Regions from separate parts of the Homo sapiens genome. Here region 1 is linked to region 2. The links are chromatin contacts, found by Hi-C or POLR2A ChIA-PET in ENCODE. All regions are on one chromosome and are shown on one strand. The core of a region is the stretch at or near the end of the contact, and the rest is flanking DNA. Distances in the headings are between cores, read along the strand shown. Region 1 overlaps LINC03088 (long intergenic non-protein coding RNA 3088). Region 2 has its middle 28 kb from the start of MIR4472-2.

Region 1 (6,692 bases), core at 2,371-4,870, 240 kb before region 2:
ATCCATGCTACAACATGGATGAAACTCGGCAGCCTGATGCTAAATCCTAAACAAGAAGCTAGTCACAAAGGCCACATCATCTATGATTCCACTTAACGAGAAATGGCAAATCGGAATATAGGCACATCTGTAGAGACAGAAAGTAGATTAGTGGTTGCTTGGGGCTGAAGGGACTGGGGGAAATGGGGAGTGATGGCTAATTGATATGGGATTTCTTTCAGGGAGGTAATGAAAATATTCTAGAATTGATTGTGAGAATGGCTGTGCAACTCTGAATATACTAAGAAATATACGAAGATGGCCAGGGGCGGTGGCTCATGCCTGTAATCCCAGCACTTTGGGAGGCTGATGTGGGAGGATCACTTGAGCCCAGGAGTTTGAGACCAGTCTGGGCAGCATAGTGAGACCCCAGCTCTTCAACGAAAAAAGCAAAGGAAAGAAACATACTAAGAATACACTTGTATGTGTGGCATGGGAGAATGGAACCCAGCACAGAGAGCTGAGTGGGCTTGAGCAGACAGACCTGGGCTTCCATCCAACTCTGCCCCTTACACGTGGCATAATTTTAAACCAATTCTAAACCCTTCTGAAGCTGGGAATTTTTATTTGTAAAATTGCCAAGATGCATCGTAATACCCTCCCCCACAGGTTTTTAGGGGGGATTAAAAAGATAACATATGTAGGCTGGGTGTGGTGGCTCACGCCTGTATTCCCAGTAACTTTGGGAGGCCGAGGCAGGCAGATCACTTGAGGTCAGGCGTTTGAGACCAGCCTGGCCAACATGACAAAACCCTGTCTCTCCTAAAAATACAAAAAAATCAGCTGGGCGTGTTGGTGCACGCCTGTAGTCTCAGCTACTCGGGAGGCTGAGGTGTGAGAATCGCTTGAACATGGGAAGCAGAGGTTGCAGTAAGCCGAGATCATGCCACTGCACTCCAGTCTGGGCAAGAGAGTTAGACTCAGTATAAAAAAAAAAAAAAGAAAAAAAAAGAAAAAAAAAGATAATATCTGTAAAGTTTTTTGCCCACACTGTGTACAACAGAAATTTGTTTCAGTCTCTCTTCTAAACCAAGAAGCTATGATTTGGTAACCCTCAGACTAGCAAAAATGCTTTCTACTGAGTCCTTTTGCTCTCAGAATCTTCTAGTGGGCAATGTGGCTGAGTGAGCCCAAAAACATAGCGGGATTTGAACTAAGCTAAAATCCCTATTTAGATGTCCTCTGTAAGTTAGATTCCACGCAAGCCTATTTTGTCCTGCACTGCAAGATCCTAATCCAGCACATGGCCATTCATGAGTCAGTGGGACACGCACACTAGCCTGGAACTAATTCCGTGATGGCAGTGGCTGCTATGGCTGTAGGGAGGGTGTCTCCCCATCTCTGTCTGGTTATCCCCACCCCTGCCTTCACCAACTCATTCTTGAAGGCCCCGATTTGCAGAGTGGCCTTATTGCGGGGGTGTCTCTGGGGGTGTACCACCTGCAGGGTTTTTCCTGCACCCTTTGAAAGGAGTTTCTCCTGGATGAATGAGGATTCTTCAAGCTACTTCACATAAACAATGCAGCAGATAAAGGTTTGCCTTCAGATAAGGATGTGCTAAGGAAGATGGGGGAGAAGGTAAGGGGTATCTAGAAATGTCTCCGCCAACCTTGAAGGTAAAAGTCACATTGGTCCTGCCTTCAGACACCCCAGGACCCAGATGAAATTAATTACATCCCCACCCCTGATCCCTGGCCTCTCATTCCCCAGTTGTAGGCATCCAGGTGACCATGAGCTCCATCCATGGAGAACTGAAGGGTCCTCGAACTATCCAGAAGGCAGGACTCAAAAAAGGGGAATGAATTCCCCAAGACGGAATCTCCAAACGGGGTGGTGGCGGCTGGAGAAGGGGAAATGTTTTGGACGAACTGCAGCAGAAGGCTGACCTTGCAATCCTTAGGAAAACGGAGTAAAATGGGAGAAAGATTCTATTGGGTTTTGTTTTGAGACGGAGTCTCACTCTGTTGCCAGGCTGGAGTGCAGTGGTGCGATCTTGGCTCACTGTAACCTCTGCCTCCTAGGTTCAAGTGATTTTCCTGCCTCAGCCTCCCAAGTAGCTGGGATTACAGACATGTGTCACCACGCCTGGCTAACTCTTATATTTTTAGTAGAGACGGGGTTTCACCATGTTGGCCAGGCTGGTCTCGAACTCCTGACCTCAGGTGATCCACCCGCCTCAGCCTCCCAAAGTGCTGGGATTACAGGTGTGAGCCACTGTGCCCGGCCTCTATTGGGTTTTGACATTGTCAAATTATCTTCTATACTGAGAGATTAAATTCAAATTCCCTTTCCTTGAATAACCTTTCTAATGGGCCGGGCATGGTGGCTCATGCCTGTAATCCCTGCACTTCGGGAGGCCGAGATGGGAGGATTGCTTGAGGCCAGGAGTTCATGATAAGCCTGGTTAACATAGAGAGGCCCTATCTCTATCTAAAGAAAAAAAATCCTTTCTACTGACCAGAGACACTTCTTTGGAGACCTTCATTTGGGGCCTAGACACTTAATAACAGTAATGACACCATGGGAAAAGAGCTGTCCAATCAACAACTGGGAATGGGGTAGTTTGGCCTGCAGAGCGGGAAAATCATAGGCAGATGCAACAGACCGCTGAATGCAGAGGTCTGCAAACTGTTTTCATAAAGGGCCAGACAGTAAAAATATTTCCAGCTTTCTAGGCCTTATACTTTCTCTAGCAGTCACTTAACCCTGCTGTTTTAGCTTGAGAGTAGCCAGAAACAATATGTAAACCAATGAGCATGGCTGTATTCCAATAAAACTTTAAAGAAAGGTCAAGGGCTGGATTTAGCCCTTGGGCCATAGTTTGCCAACCCCTGGCTTAGCAGACCAGCCTCAATTGCTCAAACTCCTTTCCCTGTGTTGTTCTTTATTTTAGAGGCTAAGTGCTAGAAAAGCTGGAATCTTCTTCTAAATGCTCCTAAATGCAGGTTGCAGAAAAACCATGAAAGGCCACCTTCAGAGAAGGACATTGACCAAGTAGAAGCAACAGGAATTTGGATTTCTATCCGTACAACAGATGCTCAGAAATGACAATTGTATGCTCTTCCCATTGTCCCTCAATGGAAGGCTGGGTGTTTTAATTAGCTAATGTTGGCAAATTGCTTTGAAGAAAATTGTAAAATGTTTCATCCTACAAGTGCCAAGAGTCTTAATTAGCTTTCCTTAAAGATACCACCTGGAAATGTGATATTGTGTTGCTTGAGGTCCAAGCGTGCAAGAATAACCTGCAGATGAAAAACCGGTTTTTAAGCAAACATCACCGAATAAATGGATCTCTGCATCGACGTCACATTTTCTTCCTCCGGCTGAATCTGATTCCCAGCAGCTGGGGTATTAAACCCCACAAATGGAGGTTGTGGTGGTGGTGGTGGTGGTTTTATTCTGCGAGAGCCTGGTGACAACGGGGGCATGAAACAAATTAACCCATCTATTTGTTGCCGCCGCCGTTGCCTTTAGGATTTTTAGCCTGTGCACTGGAGGCCCGGCTCTGGCGTGTCAAGGTTACAGAGAAGAGGAGGCTGGCAGCCACTCAATCATACAGCAGGGCTGGCTCTCAGATAACCCGGTCGGGGAGAGATGTGTGCATGCTCTGTCGCTCTTAACAGCTGGATAATGAATTTGCACTCCAACACTCTTGTTTCTTGTGGTGGCAGCCACGACAGCAGCAGCATCTGATCTGTGTCACTGTCAGAAGCAAGTGAGATGTAGTTAATATGGACCTTAGCCACTGAGATGCATTGATTTGGAATCTCTGGCCTCTGACAAAGTCCCCGCTAAGTTGGTGGGGCCAGGCCCCGTGTGAGAGGAGGTGGCAGGGTTTAGGGGGAATCAGGGGTCAGGATTCCTCAGTCTTGGCACTAGTGACATTCGGGGCTGGGTGACTGTGGTGGGGGCTGTCCTGGGCACTGCAGGACGTTCAGCAGCATCCCTGACCTCTCCACCCCCTAGATGCCGGTAGGAGCCAGCATCCCCAGCTATGACAACCCCGAATGTCTCCAGACATGGCCTAGTCTCCAGTGTCCTCTGGGGGGCACAATCGCCACTAGTTGAGAGCCACTGGCTTAGGGTTAGAAGCAGGGCTTGGAGTCCCTTTTGTCAAGGACACACCTGGAGCAGGGACCTCATGGAAAGTCAGCTCCAAGGTGGCTCTTGATTTCTGTCTCGCACCCTCAACTAATCCCTCAGCAAATCCCTTCTAGAAGCTACAGCCTGGATGGCGCAGTCTTTTTTTTTTTTTTTTTTTTTTTTTTGAGACAGAGTCTTGCTCTGTCATCCAGGCTGGAATGCAGTGGCATGATCTCGGCTCCCTGCTCCCTCCACCTCCCGGGTTCAAGTGATTCTCCTGCCTCAGCCTCCTGAGCAGCTGGGATTACAGGCACCTGCCACCACGCCCAGCTAATTTTTGTATTTTTAGTAGAGACAGGGTTTCAGAATGTTGGCCAGGCTGGTCTCGATCTCCTGACCTCAAGTGATTCGCCCGCCTTGGCCTCCCAAAGTGCTGGGATTACAGGCGTGAGCCATTGCGCCCGGTCCTGGATGACACATTCTGATCCAGACCACACCTTACCACCCTGGGGCTCCTCTTCCCCTTCCAGCCCCTACATTTCTTGCCTAGGTGACCCAGCATCCTCCCACCTAGTCCCCAGCTCCTCTCGGCTCCTCCTAGGCTGTTCTCCTTGCAGCAGCCAAAGGAACCCTTTGGAAGCTTAAGTGAGAGCATCTCTGGCCCTGCTGGGACCCCCAGGCTCCATCACACTTAGGCTGAAACCCCCAGATCTCTCCCTCGAGGCGTGCATGCTCCCACCTGCAGTGAGGGCGCCTCCTCCAACCCCATCCCCTCTGCCTGAGACCTTCCGTCCACAGACATCCTTCATCTGCTCTGGGTCCTTGCTCAAGTGTCCCTCACCGGAGGCCTTCCCTGACCCCTGCCTTGAACAGCAGTCCTCTGTCTTCCCTAGCCCAGGAGTTATCAGCCTGGGCACCAGTGACATTTAGGTCTGGATAATTCTTTGTTGCGGGGGCTGCCCTGTGTGTTGAAGGGTGTTTAGCAGCCCCCCTGGCCCCTACATTCCAGCACCTCCCTCCCCAGATGATGACAACCAAAAGTATCTCTAGACATTTCGAGATGTTCCCTGGGGGGCAACATCGCCCTGATTGAAAACCACTGCTCTATTCCTCCCGCTTTCGTTTCCCTCACGGCACTCTCTGATATCCTGATATCCTCCCGGTTTGGTTGTTTGCTTGTCTTGCTCCCTGGAATGCAAGCTTTGCAAAAGCAGGGACTTAGGTTTGATTCTTGCTCTATCTCCAGGGCTTGAACTAGAGCTTGGCACATTGTAGGTGCTCAATAAATGTGTTGTGTTGAAGGCATGAACTTCGTACTTTTGAACAACCAGGGGAGGTGATGGGGTCATGGAGTTGGGGCAAGACTGGCCTACAGAATGTGCTTTGCTGGTTATAGATGTCTGCTTTCTGCGAGTTCTTACAAATACAGAGAAAATTTCAGGAAACCTCCAGGAAACCTCATCCAGGAACTGCTCTAAGAAATGCTCTGGGGCTGGACACAGTGGCTTACGCCTGTAATCCCAGCACTTTGAGAAGCCGAGGCGGGTAGATCACTTGAGGTCAGGGGTTCAAGACCAGTCTGGCCAAAATGGGGAAACCCCATTTCTACTAAAAATATAAAATATTAGCCAGGCATGGTGGTGTGTGCCTATAATCCCAGGTACTCGGGAGGCTGAGGCAGGAGAATCACTTGAACCCGGGAGGCGTAGGTTGCAGTGAGCTGAGATCGAGCCACTGCACTCCAGCCTCCAGCCTGGGCAACAGAGAGAGACTCTGTCCCGCCCCCACCACCCCCCCCCCAAAAAAAAAAGAAAGAAAGAAAGAAAGAAAGAAGGAAATGCTTTGGGCACAGGTCTGGGGCAGAGCCCAGCAAGCAGTGTTTTTAACAGGTGCCCGGATGTGTCTGCAGCTCACACTTGGAGAAACACTAGCCTCTGTTAGGAGTTAACTGTCCCTTGGGTGCAAGCATTTGCAAACGGAAGGATAGGGTGGTCAGGAGATTCAGAGAACATTCTAACTTTTGTTTGTGGATGCATTGATGATTTCCTCTGTGGCTAGAGATGGCACCTGGAATCTGGTTATGTAGCAATTTTTCCGCCTTTCCTTTCTTCTCTTCTCTCAGCATGGCTAAGACACCCAAATGGTCAGCTGTGGTTCAGTGCCGAGTCCTACTGACCCAGGCACGTGCATTGGTGTTCCAGGCGAGCTGGGCATGCACAACCGCGTCTTCCTCCTGCCAGCCCTGCTGTTTTAGCTCTTCGGCACTTGCCTGCTATCTCTGCTCTCTGTAGTCAGGGTGCAGTCCCGAAAGGTTTAGTGATTAGGAGAAACTTACTTCCAATTGAGGTTCTTCCAACAGCTCTGTGACGTCGGGCAAATTACTTAACATCTCTCAAACTCAGTTTGCTGATCTATAAAATGGAGATGACACCTTGCCCTCCCTTTTGCCATGAGGATTAAATTAAATGAGCAGAGTCCTCCTCCCGGGCTATCCACTCTGAGCACCGAGGAGTTGCTACCATTATTTCCTCCTTATCAGGGGCCCTCATTTAACCCACTCGGCCCTTGCC
Region 2 (6,711 bases), core at 2,975-5,474:
AAAGCACAGTTTATAGCATGGCTCGAAATTTATTCCATGGCTTGAAGCCTTGGGGAGGGGGGTTATATGGCGATTATATCTTGGGCACCATCTGGGCGTGAGGATGGAAAGTGGCAAGAAAGTAGCTGGGTTGGGGGTGGCTTTGCCAGCTTCCCAGAACCCCAGATACTGGGGGCCATTTACATTTGGAGTAGGTGGAGGACACCGTGTATACAATGAAGAATCATTTCTTGGCTTCTCCCAACACTCACTGTCTTTGCAGCACCCTGCCGCACATTTGTCCCCAATTTAGGATTTCAGAATCCTTCATGGAGTGGTGCTTAAAAGTGCTTAACACTGGTGTGTATACGTGTGTGTGTGTGCGTGTGTGTGTGTACGCGGGCCTATGCCTAATGCACTAAAGCCATGCTGTTGGTATGAAAATGTGATCTGCAGCATGCCACGCACGTTAGTTCATACACAGGGTTTGCATACACATGAGCACCCTAATTTGCCCATCTGTACTTCATTTTAGAAGGTACAGTTGCATCCACATGAGTGATTTTTGCCATCCCTCCTGCCCCCCAAGCCTCCCCACCACAGCTCACTTTTTTAGTGAGCTGCCTTTGCTGCAGCTGGAGGCGCAGGGCGGAGGGGAGGGCTGTGCAAAGAGGCATTGGGGCTGTGGTAGAACTTGGGGCACCCTGTACAAGGACACGTGCAGATGTGGGCTCCCCGAGCTCGCCCCCACATCGGGCTTTCCAGTTGCTCTGCGGGAGGTCTGCGTGTCTAGATCTGGCCCTAAGCAGACAGACCCTAAAGTGAGAGCCACTGGGCAGTCCCCTCCTCCTCCCTGGGGGCCCGTCGATGCGTTTTCAGTTCCTGTGGCATCACCTCGAGCTTGGGGAGGGAGGTCTGCAAACCCAGTGTGCAGGGCTAAGCGGGGGCCCCAGGGGTTCTCATTAATTCTGGAGGATTCATGTCTGAGATGGGAAGAACCCAGGGCTCCACAGAAAGGAGGGTTTCGAAAGGCAGGGTGGGAAGACCAAGGGGCACAAGGCACCAGCATGGGAGTCGGGGGCGTGACTGAGGGAGAAGGAAGAAAACCAACTCCCAACAGCTTCAGGGAAACAGACGGACTCAGGGCCCCGGAGGTGGGGAGCCCAAGGCAGAACTTCCGGCACCGCCTGCCCACAGGCCTCAAATAGCGGCCTCCAGCCTCCAGCTCCATCTCAGTCCCAGCTTTCTTGACATTGATTCCCGACAGGACCACTGCAGGGAGCCGCACCCAGGTTCACCTTTAACCCCACCTCGTGTCCAAAAATGTCACTGGACCAAGTGAAGTCACGTGCACAGCCACAAGCCATTGACTGTGACCAGGGGCGTGGCTTCATCTCATTGGCCGGGTTTGGGTCACATGGCACCAGGGAGACAGTATAGAGGATAGGTGTAGCCCTGAGACCGAGGTGGGGATGGGGGTATGGGGGGTGGGGGGGCTGGGGGGATGGAGGGTATGGTGGGACTTTGATGCTTATTTCTGCCCTCATCATTCTTAGGTTTCCCACCAAAGGTACTCGCCCTTATTCATTATAACCTGCAGACCCAGGCCGGATTCTGTTCTGCAGCAGCCCCAATACTTAATCTAAACCTGGGTTTTTCAACCTCAGACCTACACAAAAATGACTGCAGGTGTGGCCAAATGTCCTGCAGGGGTAGCTGTGGGGGATGGGGGTTAAAACCACCCCTGGCTGAGAACCACTGGTCTAAACCATCTCTGCTCCTATTCCTTCCATCCACGTTCCTCCTGTTACTCTCATTTTCTTTCTTGCTAAAACCCTCCATGACTCCATATTATTATTATTAGATCACTTTAGGTCAGCAGTTCGAGACCAGCCTGGCTAACATGGTGAAACCCCACCTCTACTAAAAATACAAAAATTAGCTGGGCTGGCGGCAGGCGCCTGTAGTCCCAGCTACTTGGGAGGCTGAGGCAGGAGAATCCCTTGAACCCAGGAGATGGAGGTTGCAGTGAGCTGAGATCATGCCACTGCACTCCAGCCTAGGCGACAGGCAACAGAGTAAGACACTGTATCAAAAAAAAAAAAAGAAAGAACAAGAAGAACCTCCAGACCCAGTACCCCTGAATAAACCATCGCCCCTGTACCACCTCCAGCTCCTGGTCAGTCTGCTGAACTGGAGATAGGAGCCTCCAGTGGAGGGGCCCAGGGTGCTCTAGGCCCAGAGGAAAGTCTTGGGAGAGCCACTCAGATGGGAAGCAGGTCCCAGTGGGGGAGAAGGGCACCAAGTGGAGAAAGGGGGCAAAGTAGGTCCAGGCAGTGGGAAAGGTAGGTGCAAAAGCATAGTGGCATGACAGGGTGTGGCTTAGGGACACTAAGACCCACAGACTCGTAGTAATAACAACCTCTTAGCACTGGGCTAGGTGCTATGTTGCTTTCTCATGATCAACCTCACAACAGCCCCGTGAGATAGGGGCTAGGAAATTAGTTAATATATACACAAAGCACATGGCCAAATCCCTGGCACACAGAAAGCCCTATATAGGTGTTTGCTATGATATTCATGGTACTGCTACTACTACTACTACTAATAATAATAGGGAGCCATGGAGGGTTTTAGCAAGAGAGAAAATGAGAGTAACAGGGAGGAATGTGGATGGAAGGAGCAGGAGCAGAGATGGTTTAGACCAGTGGTTCTCAGCCAGGGGTGGTTTTAACCCCACCCCCCATCGCTACCCCCACAGGACATTTGGTCTGGAGTCATTTTTGCTGTGACCATGCGAGGGGAGTTGTTCGTGGTGGCATCTAATAGAGGCCAGAGATGCCACTAAACATCTTACAACACAGGACAGTCCCCCACAGCAAATAATCATCCAGCACTGAATGTCAATAGGACTGAGGCTGAAAAACCCAGATTTAGATTAAGTATGGGGGCTGTTGCGGAACAGAATATGGGTTGTCAAAAGGAGGCTCCAGGCAGAACAAGGGCCCTGGGGTGGCCAAAGATTGGAAGAGCCTACTCCCCTCCCTTCCCTCCTCCCGCCAAGTGAGCGCCTCTCCTCCCCATCTGCAGTGTGTGCTGAGGGTGGGGAGGATGGTAGCAGAGAAGGCATGGGTGGGGCTGGCAGGGAGAAGTGCTGGAAAGTCTACAGGCCCTGGCAGACTGGCCAGTGACCTTCTCTCCAGCTCCTGTATCACAGGCTCAACATATTCCTTGAATGGGGGTAGATATCCTGCGTCGGGGTCTGGTTTGCCTCGCGGAACACCCACCCTGGAAATAGGGACCCGTCGCCACTCAGCTTGCAGATCACAAAACCCCAGGGGCAGCTTTGCCCTTCTTCAGTCCTCAGAGTTCCAAATGTGATTTCCTTCAGTAACATAAGCACAGAGGGAAGGGAGGAGGAAAGTGAGTGGGGAAAGAGAGAAACAGCGAGTCAAAACCAGTGAGGACCACCAGGACAGAGCCTGGGAGGGACAGACAGACTCAGCAGGAGAATGAAATGTGGAGAAAGAAAAACACAGACTGAGACTGAGAAAGAGAGATCGAGACGAAGCTGGAGAGGGACAAACGGAGAGTGGTGGAGAAACAACGGAAAACCCACGTAAGAGAGAGCCAGACAGATTGAGAGTGGCAAGAAGAAACAGAAATGGAGAAGGAGCAAAAGAGAGAGAAAGGTTGACGGTGGACGGGCAGACTAAGAGTGTGAGCAAGGGACATCTTTCCTTGCAAACTCCATGGTCCGCTGCCCAGTAACTCTCCAAGGCTTTGCCATATTTCAGCCACGGAACTGGGGAATTGGGAAAGTTTTCTCATCACAGGTCCGGGACGAGTGAGCATTGTTCCCATTATTGCTGGCATTCTCTGCGAACTGGACATTAGCCAGCAGGAAATTCCTGGGACAAATCTTTCCACTCAGAGTTTTTTTAAAACTTTTATTTATTTATTTTAATTTTTTTTCTTTAGGGACAAAAGAAAAAAAAGATCAAGAGGCAAAAAGAAAAAGAAAAAAAGAAATGAACCACCTGATACAGGAAAAACATATCTAGCAACAGCCTCAGTTGGGCCAGGGGAGGCTGAGAAGCCACTGTGTCCGCTGCGCTTCATTCTTCCCCTGGAAGGATTTATGATCTCACACTGCCATGACATCACAATGCGTTGCCATGGGTCCCACTTTATTATCATAAACAAAACGCCGTTCCTTGGGCCACTGCCTGTCTGAGCAGGAGGGGAGAAAAAGCCTCTGGGTAATGTGTTTTCTTGGGAAGGCAGCTTGTTCGGAAGTCTGAAAAGCTGCAAAGATAGTTGTACATACAGTTCCCTCCCTGTAGCCTCTGGACAAGGTTTGGGACGGGAACAAGAAGGATGAAGTCAGCTCCCTGCAGGAGGATCTCCAGCTCCGCGTGTTCTCACTGCCAAAAAGCAGCTTCCCCGGGCCTCCCTCACTGCTCCAAACAATGTTTTTATTCATTCACCGAAAATGCATGGAGTACCTACTGTGTGCTAGACACTGACAGAGCTGGGGCAGGGATCAATGAAAAACGTGACGCCAGCCCCACCCCTTTCAGAATCTTTAATACTTAACAGCCCGCAAATAACATGAATGTGTAAAATTGTAATTTGGGTTAAGTCTGCTGAAGGAAGCAAACAGGAAGCTAGGATGAGAATGGAGGGAAGAGGCTATTTACATGAGCAATCTGGGAGGGCCTCTCTAAGGAGGTGACATTTTAGACCAGACTTGAAGGAGAAGTAGGAATTGGCTGTGAAGGGCAGAGGGAGGTGGCAGTAACTAAGGCAGGACCAGCCACACCAGGAAGAGTGACCGTCGGGATCTAAGTTCCCACCAGGGGCCTCTTCCCACGTATTTTATAGAATTCCTGGGTAGCTGACTCAGATGAGAGGGCTTATTATGAGGAATCATCGTTGTCATGAGTCTGAGCTGAGTAAAGCTTCCGCACCCTGCCACAACCATGCCAGAAAACCCTCATTTCCATTGCAGAACTGTCAGATCGGCACTGTGAAAACAAGTCAGCCAAGAGCAGAAATACCTGTAGGACGCAGAGGGGGCTCTCCCCAGCATAAGGCCATTTTGCAAGAAGCAAATAATGCTCTTAAGCAGCAGGAAGGAGAGAGGGAAGGGAGGGGAGAGAAGCCTTGGGGACAGATGTGGGGGCACTGCCTGTGGGTCAGGAGGCCAGGTGAAGGACAGGTGGGTAAGCCGTCCCCGCCCCTCCCAGGAGATGAACCATGAGGGAGTTAGGACTCTGGATATAGAAGAGAACGAGAGGCCAGGCATGTTGGCTCACACCTGTAATCCCAGCACTTTGGGAGTCTGAGGCAGCAGATCACCTGAGGTCAGGAGTTCAAGACCAGCCTGGCCAACATGGTGAAACCCCGTCTTTACTAAAAATACAAAAATTAGCCAGGCGTGGTGGCAAGTGCCTATAATCCCAGCCATTTGGGAGGCTGAGGCATGAGAATTGCTTGAACCTGGGAGGCTAAGGTTGCCTCCCATGTTCCAAGACCGCACCACTGCACTCCAGCCTGGGCAACAAGAGTGAGACTCTGTCTGAAAAAAAAAAAAAAGAAAAAGAATAGAACGAGAGCTTCTAGATCATCTGAACAATGATGGGGACACGGAGGCCCCAAGTAGAGAAGGAGCTGGCCTGAGGTGGTACGGGAAGTTAGGCGCAGAGCCCTTCCGCTCACTTGCTGTGTGACCTTGGGAAGCTCACTTCACATCTCTGAGCCCCTGTCCCCACTGTAACATGGGAAGAATGCATATAAGGCTCTTTACACTGCTGCAATATATAGAGAGGGTTGTTTTTTGACCCCTACTTCCTGGAGAACACGTTCATTAAACCATGCTGGCTTCCCATTTGTTAGTTCATTTCATACTCAGGGTGGCCCTGACAGGTAAACATGGCTGTCCATGCTTTACAGATAAAGAAACTGAGGCCAAGAGGGGTTGAGTAACACACTCAAGGTTCCACAGCCAGGTATAAGGGCCAGATCCCCACCCTACCTGCCTGACTTCAAATGGAGTCCGTGTTCCCGACAGAAGCTTGGCCTTGTCCTGGGATGCATGAATGTGTGTATGGATAATTGGTACTGACCCAGAGACACAGAGCTAGGATGGAGACAAGGCTGAAGAGATGAGAGACCCAGCTTGCTGGCCAACAGTGATGGTGTGCCAGAGGACAGAAGAGACGCCAGGATGTGGGAGAGAAGAGAGGACTCCAGTCTGCATGCTGAGTGATATGTCCAGATGCGTGAATCTTTTTTGAATCTTTTTTTTTTTTTGAGACAGAATCTCGCTCTGCCACCCAGGCTGGAGGGCAGTGGCATGATTTCGGCTCACTGCAACCTCCACCTCCATGGTTCAAGTGATTCTCCTGCCTCAGCCTCCCAAGTAGCTAGGATTACAGATGCATATCACCATGCCCGGCTAATTTTTGTATTTTTAGTAGAGATGGGATTTCACAATGTTGGCCATACTGGTCTTGAACTCCTGACCTTGTGATTCGCCCGCCTCGGCCTCTCAAAGTGCTGGGCTTACAGGCATGAGCCACGCTGCCCCATGATTCTAATTTTTATGTAAGATGCATATCTTAGGCTTTCAGATCAGAGTAAGGAAGACTCAGTAGGAACACCAGTAACTCAGCTAGAGCCAGCTGGGTGACAGAAAAAGCATCTGGATGAGAAATTAGGGGATGT

The links. Hi-C counts contacts between places; a loop is a spot of excess contacts on that map. ChIA-PET counts read pairs that join two places held with the same protein, here RNA polymerase II (POLR2A). Pooled maps may share reads with other maps.
Region 1: a map of heart right ventricle shows a loop between it and region 2 (2.4-fold over the local background). The contact joins two enhancer-like sites. A Hi-C loop is called at or near these places in 2 of 168 maps with a recorded cell type or tissue (Right ventricle myocardium inferior and heart right ventricle) and 2 of 50 pooled maps. POLR2A ChIA-PET finds 5 or more read pairs at or near these places in 1 of 52 experiments (activated CD4-positive, alpha-beta T cell).

Annotation. Positions count from the first base shown.
Region 1 is chr12:116,694,904-116,701,595 of GRCh38, reverse strand. It overlaps LINC03088 (long intergenic non-protein coding RNA 3088), which reads right to left. Exons shown (of 2, transcript XR_007063473.1): 2 at 3,417-3,741. Among named protein-coding and RNA genes, the nearest start is that of LINC03088, 37 kb to the right of the region's middle. Within about 2 kb of position 3,620, at least 4 of the 41 ENCODE cell types and tissues checked have a DNase peak (open chromatin) inside an H3K27ac peak, as active enhancers do.
Region 2 is chr12:116,453,289-116,459,999 of GRCh38, reverse strand. No RefSeq gene overlaps it. Among named protein-coding and RNA genes, the nearest start is that of MIR4472-2, 28 kb to the right of the region's middle. RefSeq lists enhancers at 2,597-3,096, 4,817-5,355. Within about 2 kb of position 4,224, at least 29 of the 41 ENCODE cell types and tissues checked have a DNase peak (open chromatin) inside an H3K27ac peak, as active enhancers do.